3 separate regions of the Homo sapiens genome follow, and regions 2 and 3 are each linked to region 1. A link is a loop called in an ENCODE intact Hi-C map of the cell type or tissue named here. Cell type or tissue: Caco-2. All regions are shown on one strand. Each heading gives the region's core, and the rest is flanking DNA. Links, peaks and the distances in the headings are about the cores only.

Region 1 (5,719 bases), core at 358-5,357:
TGCCCTGGCCCTCATCGCCTCTTGCTTTTTAGCTCACCTATTTCAATCTTCTCTCCACCTGGCCACTAGAAATGTGTGTTCAGCAGGAAAATCTGACCCTGTCAAAGCCCAACTCAAAACTCTTCAGTGGCTGCTCCCTGCCAATGGATAAAGTCCCAATCCCCTGGCACCCGACCCAGGGTCCTTCATCATCTGCCACTGGGCCACCTCCTGATCTTGTTTCCTTCAGCACTTTTCCTCCTGCTCAGCCATACCTTGCTGTCTGCAGCTGGTTTAGACTTCCCCATACCACGGACAGCAGACTTTGCCATGTGAGTTACCTTGACCAACAGCATGAGAGCTGAAGTGATGGCTGCTACTTCTGAGCAGACTTTAGATGCTACAGTTTTGTTCTATCATGTCCTTTTTCCCTTTGTCATAAATAAGATCCACATTGTCCCAGAGAGAAGCTGTTTCTTAAGCCTCAGTGGGTCCCAGAATGATGACAAGTGAGGGGTAGAACTATGCCTGACTTACACTGGACATGCAGCATGAGAGGGAACTAAATCTTGGCTGTTATAAATCACTGAGATTTGGGGGTTACTTGTTATTTACCGTTAAACTGACTGTAACAGTCCTTTTGATCACTTCTCTCAGTCTGGAATGTCTTCTCTTCTCTGCTCTACCTTGTTTCCAATCCCACCTCACCCCTGCCTGCACAAGAGACTTGCTCATCATTCTACACTCAGCTCAAGTGTTACCCCTCGGTCAAGCTTTTTGTGTCTTTCCCAGGTATAACTTTTAAGATCTTCTCTGGATGCTACAGACCTGTAACCACATCCCTGGAACTGTGCCACGGCGCCTCCATTCATTAGTACTATCCTTAGAACAACTTCTAAGAAAAAATAATAATAAAATTAAAAATTCAACAACTCATTTTATAAAGCAGAAGCCTGGCTCAGAAAAACAAAGCAATTTGTTGAAGTTTCCCAGAATCAGTCACAGTCTGAGATCTCACGAGGTGGGAGTCTGGCTCTGAACTCAGAAGTCTTTGCCCCGCCCAACACATCTCTCTTACTACCCCCAGCAGCAAGCGTTCAGATCCTCCCACGCCACTGGAGAGAGTAAAAGTCCTCTTATCAACAACTGAAAGGGCTGCCATGCTAATCTGAGACTTGAAAGATTGCATCTGGAAGTGGGCTTCTTACCCCCTGAGAAGATAAGCATTTCCTCTAAGTCAATGTATTCATTCTAAGGCTCCTGGCAAAAGCACAAGAGACCCTAGAAGAACTGGGGCATTTTGTTTGCATCCTTTCCCCAGTTCCTAGCCTATGGGTTGGGGGATAGGGGGTAGTATGGTGTGGTAAGACAGATTCCCACTGACATCACCCTAGAGAAGCTTTGAGAAGGTTTTTTGGATTCGTCACACAGTAGGAGGCAATTGAGCAGGGGGTTCAGAACTCCAAGCAGGTCCGCTACATGTCGATATTTTAAGTTTTAAAAAGAAAAATAAAACGGGCCAATTATTGACTTTTCAGATTAACCAAGAAAAGAAAGTGACACAGTGACAAAGAATTAAACCAGACCACCCAGGTCAGGCATAGGAAAAAAAACACCTAAAAGTAGCAACTGCAATTTTAGGTTTCTATGAGCCACTGGCATTTTTGCTGTGTGGTTGAGTTTTTTTTCTCTCTCTCTCTTTCTCCCTCCCTCTCTTTTTAATTTTACCTTTTCGTTTAAGGGAGGAGTAAAAAGTATAAAACTTTCAAATACTTCCCCCAAATCAGCCATGCTACTGAAAGGTGAACACTTAACAAAGTACCATGATATTATTTTCACACAATATTCATACCAATTTTTTCAAAGGTCACAAAGCTTTTCTCAGTTACTAGTTGGAATGCATTTATCTCTCTCACCATTCCAATGGATCGGTTTTTTACCGCCCCCCAAAAGGACATGCTACCTTTAAAGATACCATCGGTCTCATTAATAATAGCATTTTTTTCCTTTCAAGTGTAGAAAGCTGTTCAGAGCTGCAAATGGTTGCTAGGCCAGTTTGGACACGTCTGATTTACTCTTTAAAAGCCCATCCACTCCGTATAATAAATAATAAGAGCCGGTATTTATTGAGTGCTTAGCGCTGTGCTGGGTGTTTTTCAGGCATTGGCTCATATAATCCTCAAAACAACGCTATCAGACCGGTGCAATCATTATCGCCACCTTACAGATCAGGAGAGGGAGGCACAGAGAGTAAGAAGGACCTGCTCAAGGGGGAAACGGGGAGCGTCGGGAGAGGCGGGGAGGCAGGCAGAGACCAGGAGCTGCACAAAAGCACAGTTAATGATTCACTCACAGCCCTCAGGCAGCTCCTTCCAGTAGGGGTTGCACCAGAACACACGGACGCGCACACACACGCACGAATGCACACACACGCACACGCGCGCGCACACACGCACTCTCATCTTCAACTCTTCATCCCAGCGAGAGGCGGGTGTCAGGCAAATTGCTTGGCAACGCGCAGAGAAAACTCCATCCAAGCCCCACGTCCAGGCCGCCTCTGGGCGCTGTCCAGCGGGCAGAGCGCCTGAGGCCAAGCTGGGGTCCTGCCTCCCGACACCCCGAAGGCGGGGCGCGGCGCCAACCCGGGGTTTCAGGCGAGGGGAGTGTAGGGGAAGCACCGTCCCCAGGGACACCTGTTGTCGCCTCCCCACTCGGGCCGATGAAGACATCCTGGGCGTCCCAATCTCGAAGACACCCGTCGGCCAGAAGTGTCTGTGTATGGGGCCAGGTGTCGCAGGAGTCCTCCTCCACCCCTACCTGCCTTAAGCAGAGTCCCCTCGTCCTCCCCCACCCCGGGACGCCCGCGGCTGGTGGAAACGCCGCGCCTCCGCGTGGCTCGACCAGGCAGGCTCGGGGGCGCCAGGGGGCACAGCGGCGCTAGGACCTCGCGGCCGGCCCGCCCCCGCCCCCGCCCCCGCCCCCCGCCCGCTCCACCTGCGGGGCCCCTCTTGGGGGGCGCGCTCGCCTCCTGCTGCGGGGCGTGGGTGCAGTTACCTGCGCCGCGGTCCGCAGGGTCCCCGGCGTCCGCCGAAAGGTCGCCGCGGCAAAGCCGGCTTCTCTGGCCGCGGGATACCCACCCGGCCGCACTGCTCTCGCCACGATCCCTCCCGGCCGCAGCGCCGACGCCGGCTCCAGACTCGAGCTCGCTCTGCGCCCGCCGGCTCCCGGCGCCGCTCCCGCCGCTCCTGATTGGCCGCGGCGCGCTCCCGAGCCGCGCCATGATTGGGCAGCCGGGGAGCCGGGGCGGGGGGACTGGCCGGGCGCCGCCGGGATCTGCTGGCCAAGCTTCCCGCGCCGCAGACTCGCTTTCCCGCGGCTCCCGGGGCCCCAACCAGACCCCGAAGCTGGGATTCTTCCCCTCTGCGCCTAGTGGGGCCGGCCGTCCAGGCACGAGGCAACACGGAAAGCATCGATTCGAGCGACATGGAAATGGCGTGGAATGGGGAGCGCATGGGAGTCCCACCCGCTCCGCCTGCGGGCTGGTAGTTGAGACCTCCTAGGAGCGGGAATCATTGCTCAACCAGCCTCACTCCTGTACGTTCATTTATTGATACTTTTGACTCTACAAAGGGCGTAGGCTCAGGACAGTGGCTTGTAAACAGCGGGCGCCAAATAGTTCTGTGGACTCATATCGGACTCTACACACAACCTCTCAGTGGTCCTACCTGAGCTCTCAAAGGGAGAGCAACTTGTTTAAGGTCTTAATCACGCCAACAAATTATTAAAAACACCGTGCTAGGTGTTTAGGGGGAAAAAAGATAAAAATGGTGAGATCTTCAATTACAGGGAAGTTCATACCTAGCTAGAGAGATGAGGCTGGATAATGATAATGACCCTAACGTTTTTATGGTGCATATTATTTACTAGGCACTATTCCAAACGCTTTACATTTATTAATTCAGAAATACAGAGGCTGTCATAAGAACATCCATATGCCCCGTGAACATGTGGACAAGTGACACCAGTTTTTAGTCTGGAGAGATTTTCATTGAAAGACACACCAGCAGTCACTCCACACTGTGGAGGAGAGGCACTGGTTAGAACCGAGGGCGTATAGGGAATTGAAATTGCTCTGTCCTCCGTCTCTTCTCCCACCTGCCCTGAATCTTTCTAAGGAATGAAAACAAAACATAAATCTGGGTGCCACCAGACCTTTGTTCTGCTACTCATAAAACACCCTCTCTAAACACCCAGATAGGAAATGAGTAGAAGTAAGTAACACAACTTACATTGTAGGACCTTTGGCTTGGTGGCACTACCTTGAAAGCAAGTATGTAGACATTTTTCTACAGACATTTCCCCCTTGTTTATTCTCCTATGTTGACAGAACGCCTTGAGCAAGAAATTTGGCTTAGGAGAGAAGTAAAGACTCAAGGCTTTAACAGTTTCACCCACTCTGAACAGTGTTGACCCTTACCTTAGGGTGAGCTTACAGTCATTTACTTTGAGGAGCCCAAGACCCCAAGAGGAAATTACCTCTGTTTTCTCCAGTTTATATCAATGGACAAACACTTGATTCACTTCAATTTTTTTTTTTTTTTTTTTTTTTTAGCCGGAGTCTCGCTCTGTCGCCCAGGCTGGAGTGCAGTGGCACGATCTTGGCTCTCTGCAACCTCTGCCTCCCGGGTTCAAGCTATTCTCATGCCTCAGCCTCCTGAGTAGCTGGGATTACAGGCACGTGCCACCACGCCCGGCTAATTTTTGTATTTTTAGTAGAGACGGGGTTTCACCATGTTGGCCAGGCTGTCTCAAACTCCTGGCCTCAAGTGATCGGCCCGCCCCGGCCTCCCAAAGTGCTGGGATTACAGGCGTAAGCCACCGCGCCGGGCCTCAGTTGATTCACTTTATATTGAATAGGTGGACACGCATGGGTTGAACCTCACCTGGGAGGAACACCAGACAGAGCACGGGGTGGTGTGGACTGTGTGAGGAGAGTTCTTTCATGGGCATCCCTCTCCAAGCATCGGAAGCACATGGAGACATCAGCCCATAATTCAGGTTGCTGGCTTTCCATAGCTGTGGCTTCTGCCAAAGCAGAAGTTCCATTTGGATTGGTCAAACTATCACTCCAAAGAAGAAGGACTGTTTCAGCCAGAGAACCAAGCTGACCCAAGATGGTTTGTCAAACTGCTCAACCCTCATCACATCACATTAAACTCAGCCCAGGGATGACAAGTGAAAGGATGGCAAATGAAGGAAGAGTGACAAGTGAAAGAAGAACCTGAATTCTACTTCCATTACCTTGGAATCTTACTGAGGCCAGGAACTGCTTATGTCTTGGTCTGTTCTCTGTCTCTAGCAAAATGCTTTATTTAGTTCGCCCCCTGTATCGCATTTCTTCCCTGGTGACTACTGCTTAGTGCTCAAAACTCAAATATTCTTTCCTCTGTGAAGCCTTCACTCATTCTCCCAGGCTAAGCTGTGAACCTCTTGCCGGTCTTATATTCCCATAACATCAATAAGCAACAGCATTCTAGTGATCTGCTCAAATGGCCATCTTTCTAACTAGCACACTGTGCATTACTTAGCGATGTATCCTCAATCAGTGTATCCCCAATTAAGTAGGTACTTAATAAACATGAAGTGACTGATGAAAACCCCTGACAGGCTAATAGGGTGGTATTAAGGAGACTAGGGCCACACCCTATCGTGGTCTTCAACAGGGCATTCTTCAGTTCCA
Region 2 (5,719 bases), core at 439-5,438, 110 kb before region 1:
GAACATCTGAAGCCCCCATCCCATCCCATGGAAACTGGACCATACAGGCGATCAAGGCCCTTTGATTTGGTCAAATGAAAGTTGCCAGGTGGAGGTTAGGGGGTGGGTGTTGAGTGAAAATGCTATATAAACTGCATGTTTTTGCTTTTTGTAAGTGGTTGTGGTTTTCCTGTTCAGCCTGCTGCGACTGGACCGTCCGTCTACATAAGTACCCCCTAATAAAAACCTGTCGTGTTTGCTGGCCCTGGGTCTCTTCTTCCACCTCTTGAATTGGTGCCATCCCTACTGAAGTTAACAAGGGGCTGGCACTACATGGAGGAAATTTGCCAACACTCTTCTAAACTGTATTCTATTCCTGAGCACTGATTCTGGGAGAGAAGCACGTTTGGAGTGGTGATGGTTTTGTACCGTAACGTGTAGCATCCAATGTACAAATGCCTATGAGAGTCAGGATGGCTATCAGTGCCGTTAACTGCATGGGCGACTTACAGTGGCTTCTATTTGTTTTTTAATCATAACTGAAAAGTCACAAATTTGAACCAGCAATCTCTAGGCAAAATCATCATCATGGTTCCTACCCCCACTTCTTGCTCACTTGGCCTCCAAATAAGTGGCATTCTTGGATTGTCTTCTAATGAGCTGGCTGATGGGGCTGCAAGCAATCTATGCTTTCGATTAATCAGCCAAGGGGAAACTAGAGCCGCAAAAAAACAAACTACTGGCATTATCACCACAGGAACACTGGGCATGACAATGATGACGTAGTGCTGATTTACCTCCAGCAAAAGACATACTACTGCACTTTCCTGAAACTTGGAAGAGGGGCATTCACCCTAAGAGAGAAATTTTCACCCTACCTGTGACCCTCCCAACTCATACCCTCACTCACAGCCAACTTCATAGACTTCCTATATGCCAGAAAGTTCAGATGTGCCATCTTGGTACACTGTGTTTTAGGGCAATTTGCTGCAGCTCTAGAAACCTGGATATGTTAAGCATAGGCTGCTCCGTACAGGGAATCCTTAAGTTGCCTGCACAGAGTTGCCTAAAACAAACCTGTGCTGCATATTCAGAGTCATCTGGCATAGGTCAAACCTTCACAGGTGTCATGGCAGTGCCTCAGTTTGGGCAATTTCTATTGCATTTCCCATACCGCCCTCCTATAAAACCCCTTAGCTTAGCATCCTCACACTCTGATGTAATTCCTCAAATTAACTTTACATGTAGCCTTGTCTTTCCTACATGTTTATGAATATCTTCCCAGGTATTAAAGTTTGGACTAGGCCAAGAACAGAGGCAGCAACTTTATTCCTTCACATGTCAGTGCAATCAACGGCTTGTGTTTAGAATAAATATTTGAGACACACAAGCCTGTTAACAATGCAGTGCTTGATTACTCTGAATTACTCTCTCACCCACAGCAACTGAGGGAGAGGGCCTTGGCACCAGCTCCCTGCACAAAACCTGCTTCCCAGCCTCCACCATTTGCCTCCCGACCATTCTCTCAAAGAATTCTCAACACACTATACAAAGATCTCAGTTTTCTCCCTTAAATGCCACACAAATTCCACATTGAACACAGACTTTTTTCTTCCCATTAGCACCACAGATTTAATTCAATACCTTCATGTTCACAAATATTTAATTGGACTTACCTTGTAACTCTTTTCCTCAAACCCCACCTTGCATCTTCCGTTCCACACTGAACTCCTTTAAATAAAGGGTCTCTTTTTGTTTGTTTTGAGACAAAACATCACCTTGGTCTATTACAAAGCTATCTTGACACTTAAGCTACATTTCAATTAGTCAGAGGTGCCTATCTATTAAAATGTCCACAATCCTTCACACTTTTTCTTCCTCAAAACCTATTTGGTAAGCAATGTAGTTTTTTGTTTTGTTTTGTTTTTCTACAGTGCCAAAAGGGTACATTGTACTAACTAGAGGTAATTAGCATGTTAAGTTTTCTTCCCAGGCCAGGCTATCGGGTTACAACTTCTAATAAACCCTCCTGCGAAAAGACATTTCTTTGTCTGGGGACCACCGAGAACTAACCAAACAAAACACCTTCAATTGTCTCAGAAATTCTGCCATCTAAACACAATCAAAAAGAAAAGCCAACACCAAAGCAAATAAAATGAATGAAGCGTTCCTGCTGCGGGCAGCCCTTACCATTGGGAGCAGAGGCCCCCTCCGGACCCTCGCCGGGGTTCTGGCTCCTCTTGGGCTGGGGTGAGGGTGGCGAGGGGTCCAGGCGGTGGGTGCGGGTGGAGGTATGCTCCGAGCATGCTTGAACAGGACTCACTGCCGTCTGCCTGCCTGTCTGCCACTCCGTCCTCTTGTCTGGGTGGGAAGGGCCAAGATGAAAAAAAAATGTGCAGGTTACTCACTGGCCTTCTCTGGCGGGCAGACACACCCAGGAGGAGGGAGAGGCCAGGCGCAGACAGGAGAGTCTTCAGAGGCTGAGCCTGAGATCTCCCTTCTGATTTCCTTTTGTGATTACTTCCTGAACTTTAAGCTCAGTCTGCATGGGCATGGGTACTTAGGGAGGCAAATAACACTTGGGTAATTAGATTCTAAGGGCTTAATGCAAAGGTTACTTCAAAAGGCAGTGCTTTAGCACACATCCTTTTGCATTTCACTCTGAAATTTGTTTCCTCCGAGTTAGAGTGTTAACACTAGCATAGGAAATGAGAGTGAAGGGTTACTCTGGGGCAGGGGTCTGGAAGAGCCTGGAGCAAGCAAACCTGGATGTGATTTAAACAATGAGTTTCTGGAGTCACTTTTAGGCTGAATTTTAGAGAAACAGGATTCTCAACAGTCTCCCAGTGCCTATGGACTTTGCCTTGTCCAAGGGGCACATTCTTGAAGTAGGCATCTAGAAATCAAGATTTTAGAAATGGATTCACATTGAAAGTTCAAGAACTTATTTGATAGCCTGACCTCTGATTAATCCTGAAATGAAGCCTTTCACAAATGGATAATAACTTGTTGGTTTGGAGGAAGCATGGGTGTTCATAAACAAAGGCATGGCAGTAATACAGCTGAGGGAGATGGAGCGGAGGGCGACGGAACAGGTACTTGCCTCAATTAACCCTAAAAATGTGCTTATGAGGGAGGATAACTGTTCCTCTTTCACATGTGAGCACACTGAGACCCAGAGGTTAGGGAACTTGGCTCATGCTGGGCCAGCTAGTGAATGGGAGACCCCGGATTTGGACCCAGGTTTGCCTGAACCCAAGACCTGGTATCCTCCCACCATACAGCCAGGAATGCCTTTCACCACTCCAACACTCACCTTTCCTCCACCTGCAGCTGACCTAAGGCTAGATACCTTTCCTTAAAGTTTTATAACTTTTCCAAAACTGATATGCCATGAAATGTAATTCTGTGGGTTTCTAGTAAGTGCAATAAAAGGGGGAAAATGTACTATATAGGTTTCTCTACCGTAGCTTCTCATAGCCTTTTGTATGCTAATATACATTGTGACTCTCCAAGTTCAGGACCTACAGTGTGCCACGTTTCCCTTCCCAAAGAGGGGAAGGGATCTTCTGAATTTGGGAAACAGTATTAAAGAGATGTGTTGTTTTTTTCTCCTCCTCTTTTTTTTGAACTTATAAAAAATTCATTATAAAAAACTTCAAACAGTATATAAGGGCATAAAATAAAAAGTAAAAAATTCTCTATTATTCTTAACAATCTGTCCCATTCCCCAGAGGTAACCACTGTTAGCAATTTCTTATGTATCTGGTTCAGAAATGTTTATGTATATAAAGCATATATGACTACCCTCTTAAAAACAACATAACTTGGATTAAAGGATACCCGTGATGTGTTATTTGGCACTTAAAAAAAACTTAATGATACATTTGAGATTTTCCATATCAGCATATAGAATTGCTTGGGCAAGTTAGAGTCAAGAAAAGTAAAAGTTAGGTCTAAAATACTGGATTACCACTTTATAGAAGGGTCTGCAATAGGGGCCACAGTATGCACAGAGGGGCAGACTGAGAAGGGATAAAGAAGAGGGACTCACACCCCTGTAAACATGATTACAATTGAATAGATACTACACGTTTTACTCTACGGGTTAAAAAAAAAAAAGTGACAGAGAAACGAATTTCTTCCCTCTTCCAGCTCTCTCACCCCAATGTATTAATTGAATAAAGCCTTACCCTAAACAACCCCAGCAATCAGTTGCTATTATTATCCTCATTTTACAGATCGAGAGAGCAACCTCAGAGTATGCACCCAGCACACAAGAACGGCAAAATAAATGCTTGAAGTTTTATTAATGAAGCAAACATGGCATTGGCCACCCTGATTTTTGCCACGCTGTGTTCCTAAAAGCCACACTATAAAGTGGATCCTATTTTCCCTTAGGAACAATGTTGTAATTACGGGTTCTGTTCCAAGACCTCATGTTGGTTTCCTATAAATTCAAGACATAATCAATAAAATCTTGTAAAAACAGAGACACAACAGTAAATCTAATAATCATGTAAAATAGTAAAATGATGTTCCATGACTCAGATTTTGCGAGATTGGCTCATACAACCCCTCCTTTTTACTGATGATGGAAAGAATATCCAGAAGATTGTGTGGATCTTCTCTAAAAGTATATACCTTGTTATACTGTCTCAGTAATGAAACAATTTTAAAATGTGCCCACATTTGAAACCTGCATTACACAAGGAACTCCAACATACTCTACGGTGTACATACAAACATATTGTATCACAAATTTGACACAATATTAATATACAAGTTAGAACAGGCATTACTCGTTTAACTAGAAATAGCTTCCCCTGCCTGCCTCCTTAGAATTAAAAGGTCATTTGAGGAATGATTTGACTGACTCATTTCTTAGAAAAACTGTCTAGGGATAATGTGAATCAATACTTTCCTATTTTCTCAATATGTTTTTCTGTATAAACCAGAGGCTTTCAACATCATTCCATGGGTTTTATCCCTGCTAACACAGTTGCAGAAGTGTCTTCATAGTTTGAGACATTACTTGGGACCTTAGATTGATTTGGGGTGTACAGTTTGACCTAATCCTCCTGCACTCCTGACAATTCTTTCTTTTTTATTCCTCCCCACCCATTGTCCTAAGTAAGGAAGCCAACATGGCAAAACCCCGTCTCTACTAAAAATACAAAAATTAGCCAGGCGTGGTGGCACGCGCCTGTAATCCCAGCTATTTGGGAGGCTGAGGCACGAGAATTGCTTGAACCTGAGAGGCAGAGGCTGCAGTCAGCCAAGATTGTGCCACTACACTCCAGCCTGAGCAACAGCGCAAGACTCCATCTCAAAATAAAATAAAATGTGAATTATAATTATTTAATATTATCCAGTCTCTAGACAGTGTTAAATTCCTCTAAATATATCAAATTTTTTTTTATACTTTGTTCAAGTCAATACTGCAGTTGGTTCATAGGTGTTGTCGTTTTATCTAAACATTCTTTTTCCATCTTTATTTTTCTTCCTTGCAATTTACTTCTTGAAGAACCTGGTTCTTTGCCAGAAAATGTCCCACAATCTACATTTTGATCATGGTATGATTTAACATGTTCCTCTCCCTTTGGAATTTATAGTTAGATTTAGAAGTTTGATCGCATTTAGATTTGATTTTCGGACAGACTAGCTAGTTAAAAGGCAGTCTTACGTACTTCCATCAAGAGGCAACTGGCGTTTGATAAGTTCTGGTATTTGTGCACTT
Region 3 (5,719 bases), core at 448-5,447, 130 kb before region 1:
AATAGTAATACTATTATCACCATACTAAGAATGGAAGGGAACTTCCTCAACCTGATAAAGGGCATATACAAAAAGAAAACCCTCAGCTAACATCACAATGGTGAAATATTGAAAGTGTTCCTCCCAGTCTCACCTATTCAGCGTTGTAATGGAGTCCTTAGGCATTGCAACAAGGCAAGAAAAAGGAATAAAAAGTAAAAGAAAGAGGTTGAGCCCTGTGGCTAACTTATGAGCATTTTGGGCTGTTGCTGTTTTCAGTTTTTCCTTTATCAACCTTCTTAACAAAAGTAAAAATAATTGTAAAACTGAATACAGCAAGTCCTCAGGATACAAAGTCATTCTTTAAAAACTCAATTATATATTAAAATACTAGTAACAAGTCAACTGGAAATAAGACCTCTAAAAATATTGTTTACTATAGCATAAAAATATCAACTACATAGAAGTAAACTTAATAAAAGATGTGTAAGGCCTCTTCACTGTTGAGAGAAGTTAAAGAAGGCCTAAATAAATGGAGAGATTTCATGTTCATGGATTTGAAAACTCAAAATTGTTAAGATGGAAAAAAAATTTTTTTTTTTTTTAAATTGATCTATAGAATCAATATGATTCCAATAAAAACTCCCAGGCTTAAAAAAATTTTTTTGATAGTTGGTCAATTTCTATCAAAGCCTATCAATCACCAAGACAATCTCAAAGAAGAAAAATGTTGTAGGACTCAAAACTACCAAATTTCAAGATTGACTATAAAGTTTCAGTAATTAAGACAATCTCATAGGAAAGATAAATAAGTTAATGGAACAAAATGAAGAGTGTAGAAGTGGACCCACGCATGTAAAGTCACTTGAGTTTGGGCAAAGATGCCATGGAATTCAAGAAAAAAAGTTCTCAATAAAACATCCTGGAGCAACTAGATATCCATACAGAAAAAGTAGACCTTTACCCTTCCTTCTCTCTCTCTGTCTAAAAATTAATCTGAAAGGGATCACAGATCTACAAGAAAGCCAAAACTATAAAGCTTCTAGAGGAAAACATAGAAAAATATCTCCATGACCTTAGGGTAGGCAAAAATTTCTTAGGACACAAGAGGCGCTAACCATAAAAGAAAAAATATAAATAAATTGTACTTCATCAATTTATCAAGACATCAGTAAAAAAGTTAAAAGGCAAGCCACTGATAAAAGAATACATAACTCCCAGAAATCAATAATAAAAATACAAACACCTCAGTAGGCCACAACGAAACTATATAAATGGCTAGATAGCACATGAAAAGGTGCTCAGCATCATCAGACACCAGGCAAGTACAAATTAAGCTATAATGAGATCCTAAATACTCCCATGATAATATCAAATGTGAACAAAGATGTGGAGCAACTAGGACTCTCGTGCGTCATTGGTGAGAGTATAAAATGGTAAAATCACATTTAAAAATGGTTTGGCAGTTAAAAATGGTTTAAATGATAAATTTAAACATTCACCTACTTTATGACCCAACAATTCTACTCCTATGTTTGTTCTCAAGAGAAATGAAAAATATGTCTACAAATAGACTTGTTCAAGAATGTTCACAGCAGCTTTATTAATAATAGTGAAAACCTGGAAACACCCCAAATGCCTATCAATAGGAGAATGAATAAGCAAAGAGTATCATATTCATATCATAGAATACCACTATAGCAATAAAAATAAAATGACCATTTATATATGCAACAACATGACGAATCTCATAACCATTCTCTGAATCTCAGAAGTTACTATTGCACCATCATTTCTCCAGGTTTGATTCATTCATTTAATCTCACACCAACCCCATAAGGAAGATATTTTTATCCTTCAGCTTTAATAATAGAAATAATTAATAGAGAAAAAATAATATCTAAGATTATATTCTCTCATTCAATATTTATTGAACATACTCTATTTGTTACTAGGCAGTAAACCATGTCCGAAAAACATAATGTCAGCCAAAAAAGACACAAGATTTAAACTCAGTCCTTCCACACTACACAACACTGCCAGGTCCTATGACAAGCTAAATGTAAAAGAAGGAATAAGACTTTGTCACTACCTTTAAGAAGTTCAGAGACTAGCAGAGGCAACAGGCAAATAAACCAACAACCACAATACAGCAAAAGCAATTACAATACAACACAAAGTGTTCTTATGGGTATATAAAAAGTGCTGTGTGAACCCAAAAGAGGAAATGACCAGTAATTCTGCCTGGGATAGTTGAAGCCAAACTGGCAAAGGAGCTGACATTTCAGTTGGGTGATATACTAGCAGAGAGAATGTCTGAAGACATTGAGACAGAGTGGAACGTGCTCAAGATTTGGAAGTAAATACATCTGGTTGGGATGCCAGCTCAGTATTCACATTTGTGAAATGTGAATAATTACTCAAAAACTTGAAGGGTTGTTGTGAGAACTGGAAAAAATACATGTAAAGAACTGAGCCCATGCAGAGGAAACTCCATTTTTAGTAGCTTTTAGTTTTTGAACAAATAACTGTTATTAGTCATATTGCCCAATATACATCTCCTATTGTAGATTTGTCAATCTCCAGAAATGCTTGCTTCTCAATACAATAATATTAAGTTTCTGAGGCTAAACAGCTTAAGCCTAGATCTTAAGCCCATGGTGATTTGCTAGCTTTGACCTCCCTCCTCACTTGAATATGACTCAAGCCCCAATGCATAACATGACACTGTGCACTGAGGGCAGTTGGCTGTCCCAATCAGAGTGGTTTATTAGAAGGCTGGAGGCGAGGACACAAAAACATCAGGACTAATGGGAGTAGTAGCCACTCTGGACTGTGCCTGTCTGTGGAAAACCATTTAGAACAGCATTTGTAAGCATGCACCATATCAGCTGCCCCTCTGTGCCCAGCTTACAGCAATACTCACTTTAATCAGCATCAGATACCCCTATCTGTCTACAAATTTCTGGAACAGAGGCTAACAATAAGTGTTAAAGTAGTCTAAGAGAGACAGTCTAATAAAGAAGGCCCAAAATGGCAGAACTTTCTCAATACACACAGGCTCTTCCTGTAGTGATGGAAAGTCTCACTTGGATCCAAGATTTTAATATAGATAACGAAATAGGCTCAGTATCCCTTCGGATGGTGCAGCAGGTTAGTGCTTCTGAATGTTAAAGCATTTATGCAACAACTCAGAAAGTGTTTGCAAGGCTGACTGGTTCTATACTGACATTTCTAGTCAAACTACACTCATTAAAGTAAGAGAATGACCATGGTGTCAGAATCCATAGTGGCAACTTCTGCTAATACACAGCTTTGCATATAAAGTTGATTGCATGACAAACTGATACAGAGGGTGTTTACATCATTTAATCATCAGAGAGGACACTGCAAATGTCTCCACAAGGAATACAGCATGTCAAGAGACAGCGGACTTGTGCTGTGCCACAAACAGGCTGTAGGGGACAGTGGGAAAATTATATAAGATCTGTAAGCCTCAGGTCCCTCACCTATCAAATGGGATAACGATGCCCTGCAGGATGTTGTGAGAATTACAGATGATGTGGGCAAGTACCTGACATGGTGCCGTACACAGAATGAACACTTAATGATTGTTTCTGCTATAATTAATGTAAGGCACTGCCATCTATAGTTTGGAGGGGCAGGAACAAGTAGAAAAATATTTGCTGAGTTGATTGCTTTTGTTAAATGGCTGTTAGACTGATTATATGGAATGGAGTTCAGTGAGGGTGTACATGTGTGGGGGGTGTGTGTGTGTGTGTGTGTGTGTGTAAAAGAGATAATGAATACAAATGAGAATGAGAATAAGAAAATGTGTATTGGGTGAGCAGAGGATAAGCAGAGAGAAAGAAGGGAAGAGACGGGGAAAAGTAGCTTTCAGAAGAAACATGTCTACCTTGTTAGTAGACCAAAATATTTGAAGGGCAAGCCTTCAATGTGTTATGTTGTTTTACTTTTACTCTGCTTTTAGTCATTATTATATGCTCCATCAGAGCCTGACACACAGCAGGCACTCAGTAAATATTTACTAAGTGCACACCTGGATCAAGCATTGTGCACACTTGCAGGTGTGGCTATGACTAAGCACAGAAAAAGGAAACCAACAGTGGTGGTGTGGGACAAGTGTCAAGCAGTGGCCCTGACAGGCAGAAGTGCCCTTTGCCCCAGTGGCTGAGTCATTGCGCCACCACAGTGACACACTGAAACAGGTTCCATTCACAACATCAATAATGACATGAGGTCATTCTTCCAACAAAGCAATGAACCCCAGAGAGAGGCTCCAAATCTTAACACAGGAAGGGTCTGCTTCCGTTTGTCACCCTCTTCCTCAGTGAGCAGATCAGGTACATGAAATATTTTACTGTCCCATCCTGGACTGGATTTTGCCTTCATTAACCCTATGACAACCCAAGGGGAGGTATATTTACAGTTTATATGTGAGGAAAATGAAACTCATAGAGCTTACATAACATGCCTATGGTCAAATATCAACCAGGTTTCGAAACCAATGCCCTTTTAACCTCCTTGAAGTAGAACGCATATACAGAAAAGTGCACATATCGTAGCTCCATATATTTTCACAGTTGAGCACATGCATGTAACCAGCACCCAGATCAAGAAACAATTGCCTTTGTGCTCCTGACCAACCTCTTCCCCGACCGTGAATAATGACTATCCTGACTTTTAACAACGGCATGAGTTTTGCCCAGAACACTCTAAACTACAGTAATCACTCCTTCCACCAAATTCCTCTGATTTTCTTATCGGCATCGCTCATTTGGAATTTCCCAATACTCTCTTGTAGAGTCAAATAGTTGTTCTTTTACGTATCTCATCTTTCTAATTATGATTAAAACCTCCTTGAGACCAGGGTTTTGTACATTTTTAGATTCCCCCACACACCTATTATGGAGGAGCCACTGTAAAGTGTATCTACTTAAGAGTTATTTTCTGGTTACTGTGTATCTGACACTGTTTCAAGCACTTTACGTGGATTATCTCCTTTGATCCTTTCAACAACCCTGTGAGGTAGGTACTGCTCTTATCTCCCTCTTACAGATGACAAAACTAAAGCACAAAAAAGTTAAGTAACTTGCCCAAGCTCACGCTGTTAGAGATGGAATCAGGGCCGGGCATGGTGGCTCATGCTTGTAATCCTAGCACTTTGGGAGGCCGAGGCAGGTGGATTGCTTGAGGTCAGGAGTTCAAGACCAGCCTGGCCAACATGGTGAAACCCTGTCTCCACAAAAAATATCAAAAATTAGCTGGGTGTGATGAAACAGGCCTGTGATGAATCTCAGCTACTCAGGAGGCTGAGGCATGAGAATTGCTTGAGCCTGGGAGGCGGGGGTTGCAGTGAGCCAAGATCGCGCCACTGCACTCCAGCCTGGGTGACAGAGTGAGACTGTCACAGGAAAAAAGGAAGGAAGGGAGGGAGGGATGGAATCAGGATTCAAACCCAGGCATTGTTACTTTAGCCTTTCTTGTTATTCTGTTTTTTTGGCAAACTTTTTAAAAAGTATAAAATACACAGAAAATAACATAAATCATAAGTTTAAAGTTCAATAGCTTTTTACAAAGTGAAGACATGTAGGTAATTCACTATCTCAAAAGACAGATCCCCAGAAGACCCCTTTGTACCCCCTTCCTATCACTAACTACCTCTTCCCCCAGGGTAACAATTATTCTGACTCCTAACACCATACTGTAACGTGCTTGT

The links. Peaks named below come from ENCODE experiments on the same cell type or tissue, not always from the same donor. Only the 100,000 strongest peaks of a DNase experiment are listed, where the experiment ranks them.
Region 2: it touches region 1 in a loop (1.9-fold over the local background); 5 of 110 quality-filtered maps call a loop at or near these places.
Region 3: a loop joins it to region 1, with 5 times the contacts of the local background. A loop is called at or near these places in 5 of 110 quality-filtered maps.

The regions. Positions count from the first base shown.
Region 1 is chr14:81,433,288-81,439,006 of GRCh38, forward strand. It overlaps a transcript of STON2 not described here. Among named protein-coding and RNA genes, the nearest start is that of LINC02308, 14 kb to the right of the region's middle. In Caco-2, for the core only: no CTCF peak of the experiment used is centred there; DNase peaks (open chromatin) are centred at 2,354, 2,714 and 3,254; H3K4me3 peaks cover 2,591 bases.
Region 2 is chr14:81,321,848-81,327,566 of GRCh38, forward strand. STON2 (stonin 2) reads right to left here. Exons shown (of 8, transcript NM_001394390.1): 5 at 2,170-2,340. Among named protein-coding and RNA genes, the nearest start is that of STON2, 76 kb to the right of the region's middle. In Caco-2, for the core only: no CTCF peak of the experiment used is centred there; a DNase peak (open chromatin) is centred at 2,364; H3K4me3 peaks cover 1,164 bases.
Region 3 is chr14:81,299,315-81,305,033 of GRCh38, forward strand. All of the region lies in intron 5 of STON2 (stonin 2), which reads right to left. Among named protein-coding and RNA genes, the nearest start is that of GTF2A1-AS1, 81 kb to the left of the region's middle. RefSeq lists an enhancer at 4,102-4,246 and a cis regulatory region at 4,169-4,179. In Caco-2, for the core only: a CTCF peak has its summit at 3,571; a DNase peak (open chromatin) is centred at 4,157; H3K4me3 peaks cover 303 bases.